2 separate regions of the Homo sapiens genome follow, and region 2 is linked to region 1. The links are chromatin loops, found by intact Hi-C in ENCODE. Cell type or tissue: thyroid gland. All regions are shown on one strand. Each heading gives the region's core, and the rest is flanking DNA. Links, peaks and the distances in the headings are about the cores only. Region 1 overlaps BMP7 (bone morphogenetic protein 7). Region 2 overlaps BMP7 (bone morphogenetic protein 7).

What was found. Peaks named below come from ENCODE experiments on the same cell type or tissue, not always from the same donor. Only the 100,000 strongest peaks of a DNase experiment are listed, where the experiment ranks them.
Region 2: it touches region 1 in a loop (1.8-fold over the local background); 9 of 110 quality-filtered maps call a loop at or near these places.

The regions. Positions count from the first base shown.
Region 1 is chr20:57,255,023-57,263,563 of GRCh38, reverse strand. All of the region lies in intron 1 of BMP7 (bone morphogenetic protein 7), which reads left to right. Among named protein-coding and RNA genes, the nearest start is that of BMP7, 7.3 kb to the left of the region's middle. RefSeq lists enhancers at 1-694, 3,629-4,191. In thyroid gland, for the core only: no CTCF peak of the experiment used is centred there; DNase peaks (open chromatin) are centred at 1,859, 2,404 and 2,753; H3K27ac peaks cover 2,211 bases.
Region 2 is chr20:57,171,209-57,179,749 of GRCh38, reverse strand. It overlaps BMP7 (bone morphogenetic protein 7), which reads left to right. Exons shown (of 7, transcript NM_001719.3): 5 at 4,743-4,819; 6 at 6,440-6,550. Among named protein-coding and RNA genes, the nearest start is that of BMP7-AS1, 38 kb to the left of the region's middle. RefSeq lists an enhancer at 6,446-6,947. In thyroid gland, for the core only: no CTCF peak of the experiment used is centred there; no DNase peak of the experiment used is centred there.

The DNA.
Region 1 (8,541 bases), core at 1,301-3,800:
GCTTCTGCAGAAGGCCCTGCAAACCAAGAGCAAAAAAGCCCCCAGTGCTTATGGGCCGGCAGTGTGGGCTAGGCCCCGGGGCTCCCTGTCCCCAAGAGAAAGACCAGGTTGCTCGGAGGGTGCCTCTGGGAACTTTGGTGCGGGCTATTTGCTCCCCCCATGGCGGCAGGAGCAAGCTGGGACTTGTTTGGGAAGGCCACAGCTGGGTGGTTTTCCTCCTCTGGCTGTACATACACCTTTCAATCCATTTCTTTCATCTTGAAAGGACAAAGACCGGCTTGTCTGAGCCTCTTAATCAGTCAGGCTGGCTTTGGGCTTTGTGGGACCCTGACTTTCTCAGGTCTAGCTTTCTGGGACATCACTCCAAATTAGATGGCAGAGTGGCTTTTAACAGAGCGCACTGACCTTGTTTTCTTTCTCTCTCTGTCCCTAAACTCGAGGTCATTAGTTAGGTGAAGACCTGGGCTGCAGTTTGGCGAGACACTTCCTGTAGATGCTTCTAATGTTGGCCTTTAATTTCTGCTAAGCAGCAGCACACAAATAAATGGCCTGTCCCTTCTATCCTGTTGTAGCTTGGAATTTCTCCATAGGAGGGACTTGGGGGTGGCAGTAGGGTTGGAGAGGGTTGGGGGGAGGTGTAGGAGACTTGTCTGGCCACTGAGTTTGCTGAGAAAGTACTGCTATAGTGTTTTTCCTTGGATTGCAAATCATGTTGATCTGTAGTATTCGAAGTTTTCTAAAGGCAAGTTTATTCTCACAATTTACATAAGAGTGAGAAAATATCACTTGCACATATCAAACTATTACTTCTTATTATGGTGGGAGTTTGGCGGGGGGGGCATGGGTGAGGATCTTGGCAGCCTCTGCTGCCCCTTCGCCCTGCACTGCAGAGCTCTGCTGTCTTGCAGGCAGGCGGCCTGCGTGCGCGGGAGGGGGGACCCTTGCCTGAATTCTGAAGGCTTTTGCAGACCTGGTGCATTTATTCTTCCTTCTGTCTGCCGCCAAACTGGTTTTTGTTCCTATAAGTCGTTCTTGGAATTCAAGTTTTTTGCCAGGCTGAGCGGGATCTAAACTAGAGGGGAAACTAGAGGGGAATTTACGACAAAACCAGGTGGTGGGAATGAGGACTAAAGGCCGCACCTTATGACAAAGCCCAGCCTGTACCATAAAGCCCCAGGCAATGTGAACTGAGCTGCCTGAGTGAGACTCCCATCTTCCCAGCCTGGGCCCCTTAAGTTCAATGGCAAGATTTGTAAACTGGTTTGGATTAACAACCCCGACTCCTCTTTGTAGACTTAATTTTGGAATTCAAAACAGCTACCCTCTCTTAAATAATCCCCAGGCAATGGCGACTCCGCACACTGCATCTAGCCATAGCCCGTTACCATTCTTTCTCTGGGAAGATCCAGCAGCTCTGTTAGGAATCTTGTAAAGTAGCCGGCTGGCACTAGGGGAGTGGAAGTCATCATGTTTATCTCTGGTCCAGGTAATGAAGGCATGAAATTTGTGTAATCTTTGAAGGAAAAGAAGAGAAAGTTGGAAACCTATCATTATTGGAGTCAGCCTATAAAAGTGGCTTTTGTTAATGTAGCTGAAGAGTAGGGAGAAGGCCGTGCAGTTTGATTTTTGCTTTATGCCATCTGGCTGTCCTTTTTGTTGACAAGTGTTTGGCATTAAGACCTCTCCCACTGCCCGTCAAGAGCAGGCCCTACCACTGTAGAGTATTAGAAAAAGATTCTGTTACAGTTTAAAAATTTCCTTCAGGGAGTGCTTCGCAAAGGGGAGCGTGGACTGCAGGCATTTGCAGCTGTAACCTGGCTTGTGTTAAAATTTGGAAGGGGCTGCTCCACATTCCAGCACTCGGAGCGCCGGCCCTCACTGGTGAGCAGCCAAAGGTTAATATAGATGTCACACAGCTCCCCCCTTCTTTCTTTCTGCAGAGCGCCTTTGCTATAGGAGTGCACCAACAGCTGTGTTTTTCGTAACCCTTTCAAAATCACTTCTTTTAAACCTCATTTTCCTGCTTATATAAATCAAAGATTTTCCTCCACTTTTCCCAAGCATGTATGTGACCCAGCTTTGAACTTTTTTCATTTTCTATGTATTTTCCTTCTGGAATCAAGGCAGGGTAAGGCTGAGCCCTGGATGCCAACTTGGGTGGCTGTTTTTGGTTTTGGTTCCAGGGTTGTCATTCGGTTGTGGAGCGGTCCCCATGGAAGGGGTAACAGAGATGGCCCACTTGCAAATCAGTTTCAGGGCAGCAAGGGGGATGATTGTCTGAATGCACAGACAGACGAAACCGCTTTTGAGATGCAGCCCTCTCAAGCTACGGTTTGGGGCTTTACCATGGCGTAGTAGGCTCTCAAGCCTTTGCCGAGATAAACACAGCTGGTGCGCGATCCCCTCACCACCGGAATGCCTGCGATGTGAGTGAATATCACGTGTCCGCTGAACTCAGAGACAACTGGTGACTTCATTCCAGGGAGAGTCCCATCTAAGTTGATTGATCACTCCTATCACTTTAATATCTCTCCCTCATTTGGTAAGGTCATATTTGGCCCATTGCAAGAATCAGCGTGCCCTAAGTCTCCCCCGTCTCCACCCTTCCCCATCTGCCCATCCGTGTAACAGCCTGAATATTTTGAATGGGGAGCCCTTTGCACCATGCTTCTGGCCACATTAATTCTTTCACGCTCACTCTTCAGTCTTAGCGGGGGGGCTGTTGGCACACTGGTTTCTTGGCAAGCCACTGCAAGGCTTCGCCTTAATGCACTCTGGCACTGTCACCGGGGTTAGGGCACAGGCAGGGATGTGTGGGACCTGTCATGTTATTGTCAGAAGGAATGTGCGGATTAGCCTTTACAGCGTAGTGGTGGGAGAGCACTGCAGCTGTGTACACTTATTATAAAAGATTTAAGTCCCACTGGTAAAATCAATATATTGAATTGCACAACCCTCTGCTTTTAATTAGTTTAAATCAAATGCGCCGGTGCCATTTTGCCTTCTCTCGCCTTCATGGGGTGAGGAACTACCAATATTTACATAGAAACTGTTAATTTGTGGTGAAAATGATAACACATTTAGCTTTACACACTCAAATTGCTCCAACTTGATGGATCCCAGATCAACGTGGAGTTGAGCTGAGGAGATGACGTCACCAGGAGCGGGGAGGAGACACCCGTGATGTCTGTTGCTTGGACCCTGGATTCCAGATGCAGGTGGACATGTGTGTAGAGGCAGTGACTGGGGATGCTGGTCCTTCAAGAAGCGAGCTGGTTCTTTCTATTGCAGGTCAAAAACAATGAGATTTACCTACATCATCTAAAATCCTTTCTCGGAAGCATTCTTACAAAATTGCGAAGTGGGCACTTGCTCTTGGGTCATTTTGAGCCTGTTCTCACAGCATGCAAGGGTCATGTACTGGGCAGCTCAAGGCACGGTGCTTTATTTATTCCAGAGCTTCACATGCTTTTCTTTCCAATCCCTGAAACAGTTTATAGAGGAAGGGCGTTTGTTCACTGCAAATGATCCCATGTACGACCGCGGCTATTAGTGAGCCGTTTGGTATTAGCTGTGTGTTCAAGCTGGGATTGAATTCCGGGTTTTGCAGCAAATGGCATCTGACAAATAATAATTGACAAAAAATGTGACTTGGTATTTCTTAATATGGAACAGATAGTTCATTTAAGCTTCCCCGGCAAAAAAAAAATTGCTCAAACTCAAACTGAAATAGCAATGCCAGGGAATACTAGGACTGCTGCTGTGTATTTTTTTCCGCTCCAAAGTAGAGTGTTTATGATTTGGGGGGATATTAGAGTGCATGAAGTTTGACACTTACTTATGCGAAACTCAGGCAAGCATGTGCAATACCGCCTTTTCAACATTTGTGTCGGAAGGCATTGTGGGGAGCCGCGCAAAGCCTGTGCTGATCCGCGTGGAGTGGATTGAATTAATGACAACTCCGAGAGCACCAGCTTTAGGGTAATTGCTTTATTGTTTTGGAGCCAGGGTGCATATAATCCGGTTCCTGTGCAAACATGTTGAACGTGTGTTAATGCATTTCCAAACCAGAGCCTCTCACACAACCCTGCTTTTCATTAATTGATGTCGGTAGCATGGTACAGTATTTCAAAGGGCTGGCCAAGTATAAACTGTGTTTCCAATTTCCTTCCTTTCCTGTGTTTGGAATGCCAATGTTAATTTGTTCCCATGCAGGAGCGGGGGCTGCCAACCGCGGCTTTCTATAAAGGGCTTCACAGTGAAGGCTTCCAGCCCTCGCTGATGCTTGGGGCTGCCTGGCCAAGTCTCCTGACACTTTGCAGCTAATTCTGGGTGATATATGGGGTGGGGGATTGGGGGCTTCACTGCCGTGTAACGGAAGTTCTCGGTGACAGCAGTGGGTGTGACTTGGCAAGGGAGATTGGAACGGCATCCACAGTGATTCTCTTTAGACACAGCCTAAACCTATGTGTCTGTTTCCACTATGACAGCACATTAGCTGTGTGACCTTGGGCAAGTTACTTAACATCTCTGCATTTGTGTCCTCATTTTATAAAGGCTACAAGAGAATCTCTTCCTCAACAGATTCTAAAGAAATAGAAATCATATCACCCATGCGCAGAGGCTGTCACCTAGTAGGTGTAAAACAAATGGTAGCTCTTGTTTTTATTGTGTTGGCCAGATGAAGATTTACGTTGGTATATTAGTCCAAATTTCAGTTTTTAAGTACTTAATCTTAAAATACTGAGATTAAACTGCCCATGTTATTTTAAATGTCAAGAAAATGGTCCCCAGAGTGTGAATATGTGTGCGCCTCCCTCTTTCAGAGATCAATGGAATTTGAATGAATGCACCAAACTTATTTGAGGATGAATAGAGTCTAAGGCTGAATCTTTTCCCCAATTTTAGCATCTATGGTTATTTAATGATTTTACTACTTGGGAAACTGGAACTCAGTGAGAGGGTATACCGGAACTCTCTGTAGTGCCTTTGCAACTTTGAATTAAAAATTAATTTCAAAATAAAATGTTTCATTTAAAAAATTGCATTATTGAAGTATTTCTTCCCAATCCTTTCTGGAAGATGGTCAAAGTACAAATTGTCTTTTCCTTCAAGGGAGTGACAAGCCCAAAGCATTCATTAACAGAACTGCACAACTTCCCCACTTTTTATTGGAGCAGGTGCAAGGCTGCCCAAGGCTCCCGCAGCTGGGGTTAGGCTGCAACAACAAAGCCCTGTGTGGATTCAGCATGTTTAGAAGCCTCTAGAGACCAGAGGACGAAAGAGAATGGCTTCAGGGCCAGATACCGAGGGGTGGCGTTTCTCATTCAAGACTTTCCATAAATTCCCTTCAGCTCTTTATACTGTTTGAAAAATCCGACTCACCAAGTATTAGGTTTCCCTGCATCTCTGAGGTCACGTGTTCTATCACATCTTTATCTCCCTGGAGTAGCTTTCAAGTTTCAATCTTTTGTTGCCTGGCTTAATTAAAATTGGCCACGAATAAAAACTTGCACCGTTTCCAAAATCGAGGACTTGTGTGTTTCTAAGCATTGGGTTTAGGCCTGCCCTGTCTTGTGCTTCCAGCCTGTCTTCTGCTTTCATGTAGCTTGGACTACATGAAGAAAAAGAAAAAGCTAAGCTCTTAGCATGACAGTTGGCATATAATGGTCCAAGTGCTCATCCCCCTGGCAACTTACACACACAAAGGCAGGCAAGTTTTTTTTTTTTTTTTTTTTTGGTGGCTTGTGTTTTGGCCTTCAATAAAGGACACTTTTCCTGTTTTTTTTCAGACAGCCTTATTCTCCTGCCCATGCACAGCCTTGCAGAATTCTCATGGCATAGAAGGTGCTCAGATATTGGTTGTTTCGGTGCACATATGGCATGAAGACATTCTAAGCAGTCTCTTCTAAATGCTTTTGATCTCCAATTCCCACTACTACCTTTTCAGGTACATACCTTAAATAGTAATAAGTTGTATAACTACTGCAGGATAGCTAGGATAGCTTGTGCTTCATAAAACATAGACAAAAATAGAAATTTAAGTAGGAGACACTAAAGCTAAAAGCAATACAAAATTTTGGTGTTTGTTAATTAATACAAATTTTAACTAATGAATCATTTTAATTTTAATTGTTAACACAATTTTAATTAACAATATACATTTAATTAAAATTAAATTTTAATATAATTTAATTAAGTTTGCAGTCATGAAAATTTGCGGTGCAATGGACTGTTCTTTGGTGTTTTCAAAATCATGATTTAACAGTTTAGAATCACTGATCTAAAGGCCTGGTCCCAAATTTCGATGACCCTTCATCTGGTCAGTATAAATGAAGTTATTGTGTGTGAAGAAACTCACAATCTTGGTGCGTTAAAAATCCCAGAAGTTTGTTTTTCATTTGTATCACATTATAGCTCTATCGTGGGTTCAGGGTGGAGGCGTGGAGTTCTGCACATTGGTGGCAGCAGAGTCCCTGGGAGAGGCTGAGGTCCTCAGAATGTTACGAATAAGGTGCCAGAAGGAAAGATAATGTGAACTGTGCGTTGGCTTTTAATATTTCTACCTGGGAGTGACTTTCTAACTTCAAAAATTTCTATTTTTGTCTGTTTTATGAAGTACAAATGATCCTAACTAGTAGTTATACAACTTATTTCTTTTTTTCTTTTTTTTTTGAGATGGAGTTTCGCTTTTGTTGCCCAGGCTGGAGTGCAGTGGCGCGATCTTGGCTCACTGCAACCTCCGCCTTCTGGGTTCAAGTGATTCTCCTGCCTCAGCCTCCGAAGTTGCTAGGATTATAGGTGCCCACCACCACGCCCAGCTAATTTTTGTTATTTTTTTTTATTTTTTATTTTTAGTAGAAATGGGGTTTCGCCATGTTGGCCAGGCTGGCCTCAAACTCCTGACCTCAGGTTTTATCCACCCGCCTTGGCCTCCCAAAGTGCTGGGATAACAGGCGTAAGCCACCTTGCCCAGCCACAACTTATTTCTATTTAGGGTATGTACCCCAAAATTTACTCTTCCACCTGAAAGAGCTTCTGCTCACATTTCATGGGCCAAAGTGAGCCATGTGGCCAAACCTGACCCAAGGTTGGCAAGGAGATGACGATACCACTGCTTGCTCAGAAAGGCAAAGCACCAGAGAGCGTCCAGGAAATGGCACAGATGACACCACGCTATCATGATTGAAGTGTCTCTCACAAGATTCAAAGACAGAAATGTGGGAAGTAAGTTGTGGGGTGTGTTACTGAAACCAGAGCTTCATTTTTCAACCCCACCTGTCAATTATGCAGATATTTTTGTTGAAGCTAGTGAACTCCCATGATTGTCAGTTGGAATTTGCATAACAATTATAATTGTAATATATCTTTTCCTGACTCCCAGTGGGTTCCTCTTGCCTCCTCCCATCTTGCGCTTCATTTTGGAGACTGATGTTCTGGAGGCTTCCATCTCACTGAAGTACTCAATTGGTTCAACAACAATAACATCTCTTTCCATTCCCACTTGTAAAGTGACTTCCCTGTTTATGACTTGTCTTTCAGCAAAGGCAAGCTTCAGCTTTTGTCCGGTTCACTATCTAGAGAATTAAGAAGCATTACTCTGCTCCTGGCTAATGAGGTGACTGCTGGTGTTTCCCCGGAAGATACAGGTTATCACTTCGCCATGAAATCTTGTCCACAATGGAAGAGCTGCTTGCTTTCTCTCCTGGGCCTTGGAGACATTCCTTTTTCTTTCTTTCTTTTTTTTTTTTTTTTTTTTTTTTTGAGATGGAGTCTCTCGCTATCCCCCAGGCTGGAGTGTAGTGGCATGATCTCCACTCACTGCAACCTCCACCTCTGGGCTTCAAGCAATTCTCCTGCCTCAGCCTCCTGAGTAGCAGGGATTACAGGCTCCCACAACCACGCCCGGCTAATTTTTGTATTTTTAGTAGAGACGGTGTTTCACCATGTTGGCCAGGCTGGTCTTAAACTTCTGACCTCAAGTGATCCACCTGCCTCAGCCTCCCAAGGTGTTAAGATTACAGGCGTGAGCCACTGCAACTGGCCCCTTAGAGACATTTCTTAGTCCAGGCAGGATCTTGCATAGGCTGAATCTAGACATTAAATTCAGAGACCCCTTCATCATCTAAATGCATCACTGAAATGGATTGTAGACCTCAGAGGGCTAAGACCTTTCTGTGTAGCAGCAATGGATTCAGAGTAGCCATCTTTATGGGGCCCTCATGCAGTTCTCTCAGTATTCTGCAGGGTAAGCAGTGTCATTTCCATTTTAGAGAGGAGGATGCTGAAGGGGCCCAAACATGCACAGCTAGGAAGTGTGGGGCAGATGTGTCTGTCCAGCTCTTGCTGGGTGCAGAGCTGCCCATTCTTTCCTCCTGAACCTGTGGGGTATCGAATAGGTAGCGGGGAGCGTGGAGGAGATGATGTTGAGACCATTAAAACAGAAGCCGAGCCCATGGCCTTGACTCTGTGGTCCCGTGTTCTGATAAGTGACATAGAGATAAGCAGGCACACACCTTTCCCTTCTGTTATCCACCCTGC
Region 2 (8,541 bases), core at 3,268-5,767, 86 kb after region 1:
GCCCCACCCTAGGCTTAGGCCAGAGTCCTTGAGTGTGAGTGTGTACGCCTGTGTGCCTGCCCCTTTGAATCGCTCGTCCCCCCGGTTTTGGGCTGGAGCCCTGCCGTGGAGCCACACAAGTTGAATCTCTCGGCAGCCCTGTGTGTGCTGGGGCGGGGGCACATGCTCCGGCACGCTACCCCACGCGGAGCTCGCTTTCCTGCCCGCCAGCCCCCTCCCCCGGGGCTTCACGTGCTCTTCAGATGGTGCGGTTTGGGGTTGAGAAACTGGGTCCCTGCACTTCCTTCTCCCCACCCACGTTTGGACCCAGCTCCCTGGTAAGCAGCCGCCTTTGCCAGATGACCCGTGGAGGCGGGAGCTGAGCCTAAGCACCAGTCCTGACTTGTCTGCGGCCCAAGCAGGGGGTTGAGGAGGTGGATGAATCCCGGTGCTGGCGTCAGGGCTGTCTCCTGCTCACTTTCTGTTGCTTGGGGGCGGGTGGGGCAGGCTTGGACGGACAGGGGAGCTGGGAGTCCCTCCTTCGTTTCCTTTCCTTGTTTTCCTGCTAATAAGTCCTAAGGATACACAGGAGCTCCGGCCACTTTCTGCTGGGACAGCCGTGATCAAAGAGCCCTGGAAGCACAGAGCAGGGTCTGGAGTCCCTGGTGGCAGGGCCAGTGCCCACGCCTCACTCGTACACCATAACTAGCTTCATGAGCTGTGCTCGGCCTTGGTCTGTTTGGCCTTGGGTTTGAACTAAGTTATGCCAAATGTCGTGGCTTTACTTTAAGACAGGGTTGGGGAAAGTAGCACTCAGGCCACTCCTTGTCCCTTCTGTGCTCATGACAGACATTGCTAATAGATCATGGCCTCTCCTGTGCTCATGACAGACATTGCTAATAGATCATGGGACTTCCTTCTGACGGAGCCTGAACACAGCTTCAGAATCCTCCTTGACTCAGGACACCAAGGAGTCAGCAATGTCCCTGGCTCGAGCTAGCAGCTTCACCTGACACATCCCTGAGCTGAGGGGATGTTCCTTCTCCTCCACCCTGCCTTCTACCCCCCCACAGGGAAGAGGGAGGAGGCTCGTGGAGGGGCATGGCTACCTGTGGCCCTGGGCATTGCCACAGCCATGAAGGCCATCTTAGGTTTCTGCTTGGCATCGTGTGCTCTAGAGGGCAGGCTGTAGAGTCCAGCTGTTTGGGCTCCTCCCAGATGGTTCCTTGACCTTGACCTTCCTGTGTTGAGGACACCCTGGCCCTGGGGAGGTTCCTGCTGCCCCAGAGCTGGTTCTCTCTCTCCCAGCCCTGCTACTCCCCCACGGAGGGTGGGGACCAGGGGCCTCTGGGCTCCCCCTGGCTGCCTCCATCCACTCTGAGCACCCCCTTGCAGCATTGAGCCTTGGGGCTGGTTCCAGCCACGCAGATCTTCCCTCCGCCCACACTGTCTGCTGACCCAGGCCCCAGCTTCCTCATTCCTTGCCAGGCTCAGTGCCTGCCTCTGATCCTCTATCCGATGCTACTCCAGCGGCCTCAGACATGGAGGGCGCCTCGTCCCCACTGCTCAGCATCGTCATGCAGGAATGCCTCGCCCTTGGATGCCTCCCCACCCTCCTATCTCACTTCCTTTTGGTTCTTACCCACATGTCACCTCCTCAGAAGAGCGCCTGCTGGCACCCGCGGCAGCATGCCCGCTCACTCCAGCTTCTCCTGCCTTGTTTTCCTCTGTAGCCCTCATCTCCATGTAAGTCATGTGCACTCACTTATCTATGACCCGCCTCTCGTTCTGGAAAAGCCCCTGAGTGGCAGGGCTTTGCTGTCTTACACCTGGGACTCATCTCATGCCTGCACACCAGGAAGCAGCCCCTAGCAATGGCTGAATGAATGAGTGACTCCACAAGGCATGCAGGCCGCGAGGGCAGGGCACCCAGGGGCAAGCGCTCCTGCCCCAAAGCCTGGAGCCCACCAGCCCCGCCCCAGCCTTCAGCAAGTTCACTTCACCGAAAGTCTCAAGTGTCTCCTCAGGAATCACACATGTGATTCGGTTATAATCAATTAAATGTAATTTCGTTATTGGTGTGCATATCTTTCCACATTGCTTTTCTGAACTGTAGATAAATTTTATATCTGTATAAATAGATATATTCAAAAATGGCATTTTGGGAGGCCAAGGCGGGTGGATTACCTGAGGTCAGGAGTTTGTGACCAGCCTGGCCAACATGGTGAAACCCCGTCTCTACTAAAAATACAAAAATTAGCTGGGCATGGTGATGAGTGCCTATAGTCTCAGCTACTCAGGAGGCTGAGGCAGGAGAATTGCTTGAACCCAGGAGGCAGAGGTTGCAGTGAGCCAAGATTGCACCACTGTACTCCAGCCTGGGCAACAGAGCAAGACTCTGTCTCAAAAAAAAAATTGCTGATGAAAATAAAAGCAGCCTGCTTTTCAGTCCCCAGCAGGGAGCATGGTGCTCCTGTCTCAGCCTGAGCCTTGGAGGCCAGTTCCTGACTCCTGTGCTCTCCATGCTGTTCTCCTCTCTCCTGCCTCCTTCCTCCTCAACCCTCTTCTTTCTCCTTTCTGCTTTCCACTCTTGGCTTGCTGCTTCTAGCCCATTTCATTCCACAATTGTTCTCAGCCATGGGGTAGCTAAGGCACACTGAAGGTTTCCAGGACCAACAGAATGTCCAGTCTGTGTCTGAGGAGGTGTCCTAATTTGCAGTGTGTGGTCCATGGGAGGCTAGCTTACTGCACCACTCCTGTCCCACCCATTTTACAGATGAAGAAAGTAAGGCTTAGGGAAGGGAGTTCGGCGATGTCCTTCTTATCTTACCATTTCTCATTATCCTAGAAGCTATGCAGATAGAATTCTCATGAATCAGAGAAAAGCCAAAAATTGAGTGGTGTTCCACTCTTTGACATATACCCTAATGGCATGTAGTGGGTGTGGAGGAAAGAGCCATGCATTCAAACAGTTAACAGGTGTGTGTGTGTGTGTGTGTGTGTGTGTGTGTGTGTGTGTGAATGGAGAATGTGCGTAGTTTCAAATTTCCCTAACAAGTGGGCTAGAAGAAGAAGAAGAAAATATGAAACTGCCATGAACACTCAAGCCTACCCCAGGAGTTATAGGAGCTCTCTTCATTTTGCAAACCAGGAGTCCAAGATCTAGGAGAGCTGGGGTTTGACTCCAGAGCTAGAGCAGTCCCCAAGACCTGGTCTTGACTCACGAGTTAGACTCCACTCAGAGGCTGACTGTGCTCCAGGGTCTACACCTCTAAGGGCGACACCTGGGCTCAAGCAGACTGCCGTTTTCTATATGGGATGAGCCTTCACAGGGCAGCCAGTTGGGATGGGTTGAGGTTTGGCTGTAGACATCAGAAACCCAAGTCAAATGCGCTTCAACCAGTAGAAAATTCACCAGCCCGCAGAGCTAAGGTTGGGTGGACATTAGGGTTGGTTGATCCAGGAGCTCAACAGTGTCCTCTGAGCCCCAGCTCCTTCTGCCCCACCCCACCATCTTCAGTGCTGCTTCCTCTCAAGGCCACAGCTGTAGTTGGCCAGGGGGGCTTCATTATTTTTTGCTCCTGGGCAGTAGGAGGAAGAGAATGAATGTCTCTCCATGGGTCTTTCTTAGGAATGTGGGAACTTTTTCCAGAAGTCTCTATGTCTTTTAGTTTGTGTTGGGTCACTTGCCCTTCCTGAACCACTTCCTGACTCCTGGACAGGATGTGCACTGATGAGCTTAGCTTTGGGGATCTAATAGTGACTTTACAAAGCCTCTTTGAGAAGGTGACATTGGAACCAAGGCTTGAGCCAGACACAACAAAGATTGCAGGGAGGGGCATTGCAGGTGGAGGAAACGGCACATGCAAGAGCCCTGCGGTGGGAGTGAGCTTGGTGTTTGGTCAATCAGTTGTCAGAGCACACCGGGCCTGTGGGCCACAGGCACAGCCTGGGCCCTGCTCTGAGTATGACAGAGAGCCCCTGGGAAGTTGTAGGTGGAGGAAAGACAGGTCATGACTAGGAAAAAAGCAATCCCTCTGTTGTGGGGTGGAAGGAAGGTTGCAGTGTGTGTGAGAGAGAGACAAGACAGACAGACAGACACTTCTGCAATGTTTACAAGTGCTCAGGCCCTGACCCGAATGCTTCCAAATTTACGTAGTTCTGGAAAACCCCCTGTATCATTTTCACTACTCAAAGAAACCTCGGGAGTGTTTTCTTCTGAAAGGTCATCAGGTTTTGACTCTCTGCTGTCTCATTTCTTCTTGCTGGTGGTGGTGATGGTTGCTTGTCCCAGGCCCTGTCCCGCATCCTCTTGCCCCTGCAGAGGGATGAGTGTGTTGGGGCCTCACGAGTTGAGGTTGTTCATAAGCAGATCTCTTTGAGCAGGGTGCCTGCAGTGGCCTTGTGTGAGGTGGATGGGGTTTGATTCCCTTATGGAATCCAGGCAGATGTCAGCATTTAAACAACACACGTGTATAAAAGAAACCAGTGTCCGCAGAAGGTTCCAGAAAGTATTATGGGATAAGACTACATGAGAGAGGAATGGGGCATTGGCACCTCCCTTAGTAGGGCCTTTGCTGGGGGTAGAAATGAGTTTTAAGGCAGTTAGACCCTCGAACTGGCTTTTGAATCGGGAAATTTACCCCCCAGCCGTCTGTGCTTCATTGCTGTTCACATCACTGCCTAAGATGGAGGGAACTTTGATGTGTGTGTGTTTCTTTCTCCTCACTGGGCTCTGCTTCTTCACTTCCTTGTCAATGCAGAGAACAGCAGCAGCGACCAGAGGCAGGCCTGTAAGAAGCACGAGCTGTATGTCAGCTTCCGAGACCTGGGCTGGCAGGTAAGGGGCTGGCTGGGTCTGTCTTGGGTGTGGGCCCTCTGGCGTGGGCTCCCACGAGGCAGCGGGTCTGTGCTCAGTCTTGTTTCTCATCTCTGCCAGTTAAGACTCCAGTATCAAGTGGCCTCGCTAGGGAAGGGGACTTGGGCTAAGGATACAGGGAGGCCTCATGAAATCCGAGAGCAGAAATGTGGTTGAGACTTGAACTTGAACCAGGAACCCAAACACTTTGGACTCTGAACCCCATTCTCTGCATGCACCTCATTCCCATCCCTTGGCTGGCTGCTTCTCAAGATGATGCCGGGCCGTGTGTTTGAATGTAGATACCTGGGGAGCCATCTCCCCCTCTGCCCTCTGACTTCATTTACCCCATTCCCATTCCCACGGGAGGGACGGATCTGCCCAGCTTGGTTCAGGCACTTGTTCCTGAACCAGTCAACTGTTTCAGGGGTGGGGTCATGTTACTGGCACATGGCTGCCCCCTCTGGAGCCATTTGCATGGAGTGAGGCAAAAGGCAGGGGATGAATCCTAGGAGAGGAGTGAGGGTCATGTGATCCACCTGCCGTGAGCTCTGGTGTGATTCTCATTCAGCAGTCATGCAGCATCTGCAGCGTTCTGGGCCCTGTTCTAGGTACTGGATTGGAGATGCAGCGATGAACACTGCAATGTGTCTGCCCTGTGGGGCTCAAATATCCCTGGAGAGGGTATTGTCATGAGGTCATCAGGGCAACTGGTGGTATTCTACCCTCAGGGAGCTTGTAGTTCAGTGGGAGAGTCCAGAATCTTCCCTGGGGATTATGCCCAGACACACTCAGGGCGTACGTGCACACAGCCAGCTCTGAGCCCTCCTGTGAGCCTGCCCTCAGGACTGATGACCACATCCACCTGCAGCTGGGACAGAACCCAAACTCCAGGGGCCTCTGCTGGAAGATTCCATGTGCTTAAGCATCACTGAGGAGTATATTGATTATTGGGCAACATTTCTGTGCCACCCAGACCCTAGAGGCAAGGATGGCACATGGATCCCTTACTGACCAGTGCACCCGGAGCCAGCATGGGTGATGCCATTATGAGTTATTAGCCTCTCTGGCAGGTGGGCAAACCGAGGCATGGAGGTTTGTTTAAGGTGAACTGCCAGTGTGTGACCACCTAGTGGGGGTAGAGCTGATGATTGCCTCACACCGGAGGCTCCTTCCTGTGCCGCGTTCTGTCCAGAAGACACAGCCATGGATGTCCATTTTAGGATCAGCCAAGCCCCGTGGGGCTTTCCTTCATTTTTATTTTATGTTTTTTTAGAAATGGGGTCTTGCTCTGTCACCCAGGCTGGGGTGCAGTGGTGTGATCATAGCTCACCGCAGCTTTGAGCCGTCTTCCCACTCAGTCTACTAAGCTTGGACTATAGGCCAAGACTATAGAGTGGTCCTTCTTTCCATTCTTTTGGGACCATGAGAGGCCACCCATGTTTCCTGCCCCTGCTGGGCCCCCTGCTGCTCAGAAGGCATGGTCTGAGGCTTCCACCTTGGGTCGTGAGCCTGGCGTGGTGGTTTCTGGCCAGCATGGGGGTTGGGATGCTGTGGCTCAGGCCTTCTGCATGGTTTCCCACACTCTCTTCTCCTCCTCAGGACTGGATCATCGCGCCTGAAGGCTACGCCGCCTACTACTGTGAGGGGGAGTGTGCCTTCCCTCTGAACTCCTACATGAACGCCACCAACCACGCCATCGTGCAGACGCTGGTGGGTGTCACGCCATCTTGGGGTGTGGTCACCTGGGCCGGGCAGGCTGCGGGGCCACCAGATCCTGCTGCCTCCAAGCTGGGGCCTGAGTAGATGTCAGCCCATTGCCATGTCATGACTTTTGGGGGCCCCTTGCGCCGTTAAAAAAAAATCAAAAATTGTACTTTATGACTGGTTTGGTATAAAGAGGAGTATAATCTTCGACCCTGGAGTTCATTTATTTCTCCTAATTTTTAAAGTAACTAAAAGTTGTATGGGCTCCTTTGAGGATGCTTGTAGTATTGTGGGTGCTGGTTACGGTGCCTAAGAGCACTGGGCCCTGCTTCATTTTCCAGTAGAGGAAACAGGTAAACAGATGAGAAATTTCAGTGAGGGGCACAGTGATCAGAAGCTGGCCAGCAGGATAATGGGATGGAGAGATGAGTGGGGACCCATGGGGCCATTTCAAGTTAAATTTCAGTGGGGTCACCAGGAAGATTCCATGTGATAATGAGATTAACGTGCCCAGCACGTGGCGACACTCAGTAGGTGTTATTCCTGCTCTGCCAACAGCAACCATAGTGATAAGAGCTGTAGGGATTTTGTTCTTTTGCTTAGAATCCAAGGTTCAAGGACCTTGGTTATGTAGCTCCCTGTCATGAACATCATCTGAGCCTTTCCTGCCTACTGATCATCCACCCTGCCTTGAATGCTTCTAGTGACAGAGAGCTCACTACCAGGACTACTCCCTCCTTTCATTTAGTAATCTGCCTCCTTCTTTTCTTGTCCCTGTCCTGTGTGTTAAGTCCTGGAGAAAAATCTCATCTATCCCTTTCATTTGATTCTGCTCTTTGAGGGCAGGGGTTTTTGTTTCTTTGTTTGTTTTTTTAAGTGTTGGTTTTCCAAAGCCCTTGCTCCCCTCCTCAATTGTAAACTTCAAAGCCCTACTTGGGATTGAAGGTCCTTAGGCTGGAAACAGAAGAGTCCTCCCCAACCTGTTCCCTGGCCTGGATGTGCTGTGCTGTGCCAGTATCCCCTGGAAGGTGCCAGGCATGTCTCCCCGGCTGCCAGGGGACACATCTCTATCCTTCTCCAACCCCTGCCTTCATGGCCCATGGAACAGGAGTGCCATCGCCCTGTGTGCACCTACTTCCATCAGTATTTCACCAGAGATCTGCAGGATCAAAGTGAATTCTCCAGGGATTGTGAAATGATGCGATTGTGGTCATGTTTAAAAGGGGGCAACTGTCTTCTAGAGAGTCCTGATGAAATGCTTCCAGAGGAAATGAGCTGATGGCTGGAATTTGCTTTAAAATCATTCAAGGTGGAGCAGGTGGGGAAGGGTATGGATGTGTAAGAGTTTGAAATTGTCCATCATAAAATGTGTAAAAAGCATGCTGGCCTATGTCAGCAGTCACAGCCTGGAGGCTGTGAACAGAGTGCCAGTCACTGATGCTCTTGCCTGGCACCTACAGTTGCTGGAAACCCAGAAGTTTCACGTTGAAAACAACAGGACAGTGGAATCTCTGGCCTGTCTTGAACACGTGGCAGATCTGCTAACACTGATCTTGGTTGGCTGCCGTCAGCTTAGGTTGAGTGGCGGCCTCTTCCCTTAGTTTGCCTTAGTCCCCACTATTCCCTATTGTCTTACCTCGGTCTATTTTGCTTATCAGTGGCACTCACGTGGCACTCATAGGCATTTGAGTCTATGTGTCCCTGTCCCACATCCTCTGTAAGGTGCAGAGAAGTCCATGAGCAAGATGGAGCACTTCTAGTGGGTCCAAGTCAGGGACACTATTCAGCAATCTACAGTGCACAGGGCAGTTCCCCAACAGAGAATTACCTGGTCCTGAATGTCGGATCTGGCCCCTTCCTTCCCCACTGTATAATGTGAAAACCTCTATGCTTTGGTTCCCTTGTCTGCAAAACAGGGATAATCCCAGAACTGAGTTGTCCATGTAAAGTGCTTAGAACAGGGAGTGCTTGGCTTGGGGAGTGTCACCTGCAGTCAT